2 separate regions of the Homo sapiens genome follow, and region 2 is linked to region 1. The links are chromatin contacts, found by Hi-C or POLR2A ChIA-PET in ENCODE. All regions are on one chromosome and are shown on one strand. Each heading gives the region's core, a stretch centred on a gene start or an enhancer-like site at or near the end of the contact. The rest is flanking DNA. Distances are from core to core; before and after follow the strand shown. Region 1 has its middle 160 kb from the start of LINC03099. Region 2 holds the start of ATP6AP2 (ATPase H+ transporting accessory protein 2).

The links. A loop is a pair of places that touch in the nucleus more often than their neighbours do. ChIA-PET counts read pairs that join two places held with the same protein, here RNA polymerase II (POLR2A). Pooled maps may share reads with other maps.
Region 2: a pooled map shows a loop between it and region 1 (3-fold over the local background). The contact joins the promoter of ATP6AP2 here to the enhancer-like site in region 1. A Hi-C loop is called at or near these places in 1 of 50 pooled maps. POLR2A ChIA-PET finds 5 or more read pairs at or near these places in 2 of 52 experiments (OCI-LY7 and activated T-cell).

The regions. Positions count from the first base shown.
Region 1 is chrX:40,419,761-40,422,483 of GRCh38, reverse strand. No RefSeq gene overlaps it. Among named protein-coding and RNA genes, the nearest start is that of LINC03099, 160 kb to the right of the region's middle. Within about 2 kb of position 1,408, at least 3 of the 41 ENCODE cell types and tissues checked have a DNase peak (open chromatin) inside an H3K27ac peak, as active enhancers do.
Region 2 is chrX:40,579,602-40,582,324 of GRCh38, reverse strand. ATP6AP2 (ATPase H+ transporting accessory protein 2) reads right to left here and starts at 1,355. Exons shown (of 9, transcript NM_005765.3): 1 at 1,223-1,355. The coding sequence starts at 1,259. RefSeq lists a silencer at 976-1,285 and enhancers at 1,446-1,655, 1,706-1,855.

The DNA.
Region 1 (2,723 bases), core at 159-2,658:
TTTGCTCCAGTAGATTGTGAGCTCCTTGGGGGATAGGGACTCTATCAGTTAGGATTCGGTTTGGCTAGGAGCTAGAGACTCAAAATTGCAATGTGGCTTAAACGTGAGAGCAGTTTCTCGTGTGTTAAAGTTTAGAGATAAACAGTTCAGCATGGAAATGGCTGTTGTTCTAAGAAGATCTCAGAGACCCAGGCTCCTTTCAGCCTACCATTCCAGATCCCAACATTGATGAAGGTGAAGCCCTTGTTCTCATGGTTCATGATAGTGGCTAGAGCTCCAGCCATCACATCTACATTCCAGGCAGCAAAAGATGAAAACTAAAGGAGGCAATGGTCAAATATCAGCCATCTCTTAAGGAAGGTTCTTGGAAGCAGCCACATTGTCACTTCCACTTGTAATCCAATAGCCTGAACTTAATTACATGTCTATGCCTACCTGCAAAGGAGGCTGGGAAATGTAATCTTTCTTCTAAGTGGCCATGTGCCCACCTGAAAATCAGGGTTTGAGTATTATGTTAGAAGGGGATGTAGTATACTGGGGAACAGTCTCTGTCATAGATAGGCTTATGCATCTCAATATCCTAAGCAACTCTAGTGGAGCTTGACACACAGCATCAAGGAATGAGAGGTAAGATAGCAGAATGGGTGAAAGCACAGATTCTGGAACCATCTGCCTGAATTTGAATTCCAGCTCTGCCACTTAACTAGCTGTGTGACCTTCGGCAAGTCATTTAAACTCTCTGAGCCTCAGTTTTCCTATCTGTAAAACGAGGATAATAATAGCGGACAGGGTTATTGTGAAGGTTAAATAAGTTTATCAATGTAAAGCCTTTAGAACAGGAACTGGTACATAGCATGTGCTATATAAGTAGTAGCTACGGTTATTATTGTGGTGGTGTTGGATGAACAAATGGTCAAACTGAGATGTTACCTGTTAAGGAGCAGCTGGGTCTGAGGTTTCTGATGGCACAATGCCTTTATCTAAGCCTAGAAGCTGTGGTTGGTGTGGAAGTCCCCAAATATGGCCGCCCATAACTCCCATCAAGAGGTAGAGACTTATTTCCCTTCCCCTTGAATCTGGACCAGCCTTGTGACTTGCTCTGATGAATAGAATGCGATGGAAGTGACCTCGTGCCAATTCCAGGTCTCAGCCTTAACAGGCCTGGCAGCTTGTGCCTTTGTTCTCTTGGCAGCCCACTGCCATATAAAGAGGTCTGGCTGCCGTGCTGGAGCATGAGGCCATGTGGAGGGAGAAAGGCCCTGGGGGATGGAGACTACGAAGGGAGAGAAAGTGAGACCCAGCCAGCCTTTAGCCATTTCAGTCCCAGCTACTAGGGTGCCAGACATGTGAGGGAGGCCGGTTGGATGTTCTGGCCCCAGTCAAGCTCCCAGCTGACTGCAGCTGCATGAGTGACCCCAGCCAATACCATGTGGAGCAGAAGAACTGCCCAGTCAACCCACAGAATTGAAAGGAACAATGACTCATTGTTTCAAGCCATTCAAGCCATTAAGTTTTGAGGTGGGTTGTGGAATAGCAACAGAAGCATACCAGGGCTCAATGCCTGATCTTATCCTGCTCTCAGGGCCCACACCTTCCTGTGTCAATTTTCTGTCTCCAGTTCCTGCAAGACTAGGGCAGAATCTGGGGGTTCTAGAACAGCCTTTGCCCTTGAGTCTTAGGAAGACAGAGGCAAAAGCTTTGCCCCTTATTTCCTCTCTCTAACAAAAATAAGGCAAGAATATTTGCAACCTGGTGACCCTTCTGAAATCTTCTGAGGCCAGATGAGATGAATTTTGAGTTTGAGGAGCTGAACTCTGAAATTTCATCTTCAGAATACTCTGAATTCCAGCATGCACGTCTCTTTGGCCCATTTTTCATTAACACATTAAAATAAAATCCATTAAGACATATCACTTCAGTTGGAAACTTGACCAGAACTGAAGTTGACTAGAGTCATCATCTCCCCTATTTGCAGAACTCATTAGAATATCCAAAGTAATTTTCACCTGCATCATCTTACTTGATTTCTACAATGAGAAAAGGCTTCTCTAACCAAACCACTATGGTAAATATGATCACAGTGGAAAGAAGGTTTTTAAAAGTATGCAAATAGGACCACTAATTACAAATGAATCTTTAGCTCATCAGCAAGATACACTCCTCAGCTGATGACAACATCTGAACATAAAACTCAAAACAGGGCTAGGGGCAGTGGCTCATGACTGTAATCCCAGCGCTTTGGGAAGTTGAGGCAGGAGGAAAGCCTGAGGCCAGGAGTTCCAGACCGGCCTGAGCAACATAGTGAGACCCTGTTTCTACAAAGAATAAAATAAATTATCCAGGCATAGTGGCACATGCCTCAAGTTCTAGCTACTCAGAAGGCTGAGGCAGGAGGATTGTTTGAGCCCAGGAGTTCAAGGTTACAGTGAGCTATGATTGCACCACTGCACTCTAGCCTAGGCAACAGAGTGAGACCCTATCTCTAAAAATAAAACAATAGGTAATTAATTAATTGAAAACACTCAAAGAAAAGCTTTTAGTTAACCCTATCTTTTATTAAACTGGCCATCCTCTAAATTCATCAAAACGAGTGAGGTTCACAGTATTGAATATCAAAATTTCTACTGCTCATACATTTCCGCAATTTTCAAGGCACCCAGAGTTTTTTGAGTACCCATTTCTCACTGGTATGAGGAACTTGGTACCTATGGCCATTTTAAAAC
Region 2 (2,723 bases), core at 106-2,605, 160 kb before region 1:
TCCTGAGTAGCTGGGATTACAGGTGTGCCCCAACACACCCGGCTAATTTTTATATTTGCAGTAGAGATGGCGTTTTGCCTTGTTGGCCAGGCTGGTCTCAAACTCCTGACCTCAGGTGATCTGCCTGCTTCGGCCTCCCAAAGTGCCGGGATTACAGGCGTGAACCACCGCGCCCGGCCTCCCATAGGTTTTAAACTGACACACTGAGATCAGAGCACCCATTCCTCCAAGCCGTTCTCAACTTGGCCTCTTGTTCACTACTGTCTGTGCCTCCAGTCTCAGTCCCCATCACTCCCACATTCTCACACAGTAATAGCGTTACTTGTGCAACACAACATATATAATGGAAAAGGCCGATGCGCTGGCACCACCTCATCTGAAATCAAATCCAGCACCCAACCTGTTTAGTGTTGGGTAATTTATTTAGGTTGATCACCCTGCAAAACAAAGATGATGCCCTCTAAGGACTGCTGTCAAATGAAATACATTACCACATGATATGCAGTAAGAGGCCACGTATTAGCTGATTTCTTCACCTCTTGCTGAATGCTTAGGAATCTAGGTTCTACTCAGAAAGCTACCATTTATTGACATGTGACCCTAAAAATGCGACTCACATCCTGTTTCCAAATCCTTAAAATTTGGAACTCTGACAAACTATTGAGAGGTGCTTTGTATTCGCCTTAAGAAATATAAGTCATATAAAAATAATGACTCCATCTCAACTTTTGCATCCGGAAATATACATAAGGGAAGGGAGGGGCAGGGATTTCAGCAATTACTGATGACAACCACTAGAAATGAAGGCACCATACAAATGCAAAAACATCGTGGCAGCCAGTGGCAGCTAAAAAGTCTGCCTTCTCTTCTTCGCAGCGGGCTGCGACTCAATCCCAGTTCACTGAGAAATGCATCTCCGTACTCTGAAGGGCCTTTTCAGGCGCAAGAAGCCGGCCGGACGCGCCGCCCTCAAAGTGGAGGGTGGAGGCAGGCTCAGGGGCCCCCTACGCAGCCCAGCCCCGGCCCCGGCGGCCCGTGAGGCCGCGCCGCCACGGCCGATCCAGAGAAGATGCTGACGGGGACGCGGCTGAGGCGAGGCCGCCGCTGACGGACCGCACTGCGGCACCTGCCTCGCAGCTACTCGCCCGCGGCCGCCCCCGACCCCCAAGCCCCGCGGCGCAGGACCTCCCCAGGCACGTCCTGCCGGCCCCCGGCTCCTCACCCGCCACCAACGCCAGGAGCACGACAAACACAGCCATGGTGCCGCGGCGGCCGCAGCACTGCGGGGCGACACGGAACGGGCCGGCGGGACACGGGCGACAGCCGCAGCGTGAGGAGGTGACGCGCTCGGACTCGTCCAGGCTCCCGGGTCCCGTCCCTTCGTCGCTTCCGCTGGGACAGCTGCCGCTTTCTCCACCAATCACCAGTTACGCCGCGGCCTACGGAAGGGACGTAACCTGGGAAGCGACAGCCTGATAGGCGGGACTTAAAGTAACGGATGGAGAGTTCTACCAATGGTAGGCAGCGATTGAAAAGTCGGGCAGTCCCGCCCCCCGGTCGGTGATGACGGGTCAAGAGGTGGAGCGTAGGGCGGGTAGTCGGAATGGGTGATGGAGCTAGTCGAGGGGTCCCGGAGCCCACGGGGTGAGGGTGCCTCCCGAGTGCAGATCTTTCTGCCAGTCTCGAGCGACGGTCTCCAACCAGGGTGTCTGTCTTTCCTGGTCGTGTGCCTCCGCCCGGCTACGGACGCCAGCTGTGAAAGGCGGGGCTGGTTGGGGTTTCGCTCTAACAAGTATACAGACGCCGAGCACCTACTGGGAAGAAGCCAGGCGCAACGGGGAACCCCTGCCTTCCACATAGTGGTGCCAGATAAAATACAGGGCGCCCAGTTAAATTTGAATTTCATGTAAACAACGATTATTTGTTATTATGTCGCAATTAATTTATGGGACATACTTGTATTAAAAGAAGTATTACTGGTTATCTGAAATTCAAATATAACTGGGTATCCTATATTTTGATTCGCTAAGTCTGGCAACTCTACCTCCAAAGACTTTCCAATCTACAAGGAGTCATGGGACAGAAAGTTAATTAATTACTTAATTTGTCCATTCACTCAGTTTCCAATCTGGGCAAGGTGTTCTATGAGGATGTATGAAGGCTAGACATAGTAATTAGACCAGGCTCCTCCCCTCCCGCAGTTCATAGTCTTTTGCCTATGATGTGAGGCAAGAAGGGACACACTATAGCGTCTGTAGGTAGAAAATGACGCCCCAGCTGATGACCTTGAAAGGTGGAAATGATTTCATATCCAAGGATAGGAGATGGGGAGATTGTTCCAGTGAAAACTGTAGTTAAGGTGGGGAGAAAGCCCCGTCAGGTTAAGCATCAGTAATCAAATAAGAGATTATATGAGAGAGGAGGCACAGAGCTAAAACTTTCAGTTAGGCACATTTATTGAGGATTTTAAATTGTACATAAGAGACCTACACTAAGCCATTGAAGGCGTTTGAGCATGATTTACTGCACAAATGTAAGACAGACTTATTGGCGGGGGGGAGGGGGGGAATGCCTTACTGTTTCTTCAGTTTCCAGTCCCATTTTCTTCTTGGAGTTTCCTGAGGATGAAAAAATGAGAGCGAGTTAAAAACAGTGACCCCAGGAGTTCCCCAGGTAGCAGACCCACCCTAGGAAAACCTTGCCCAACTGAAAACTGAATCAGA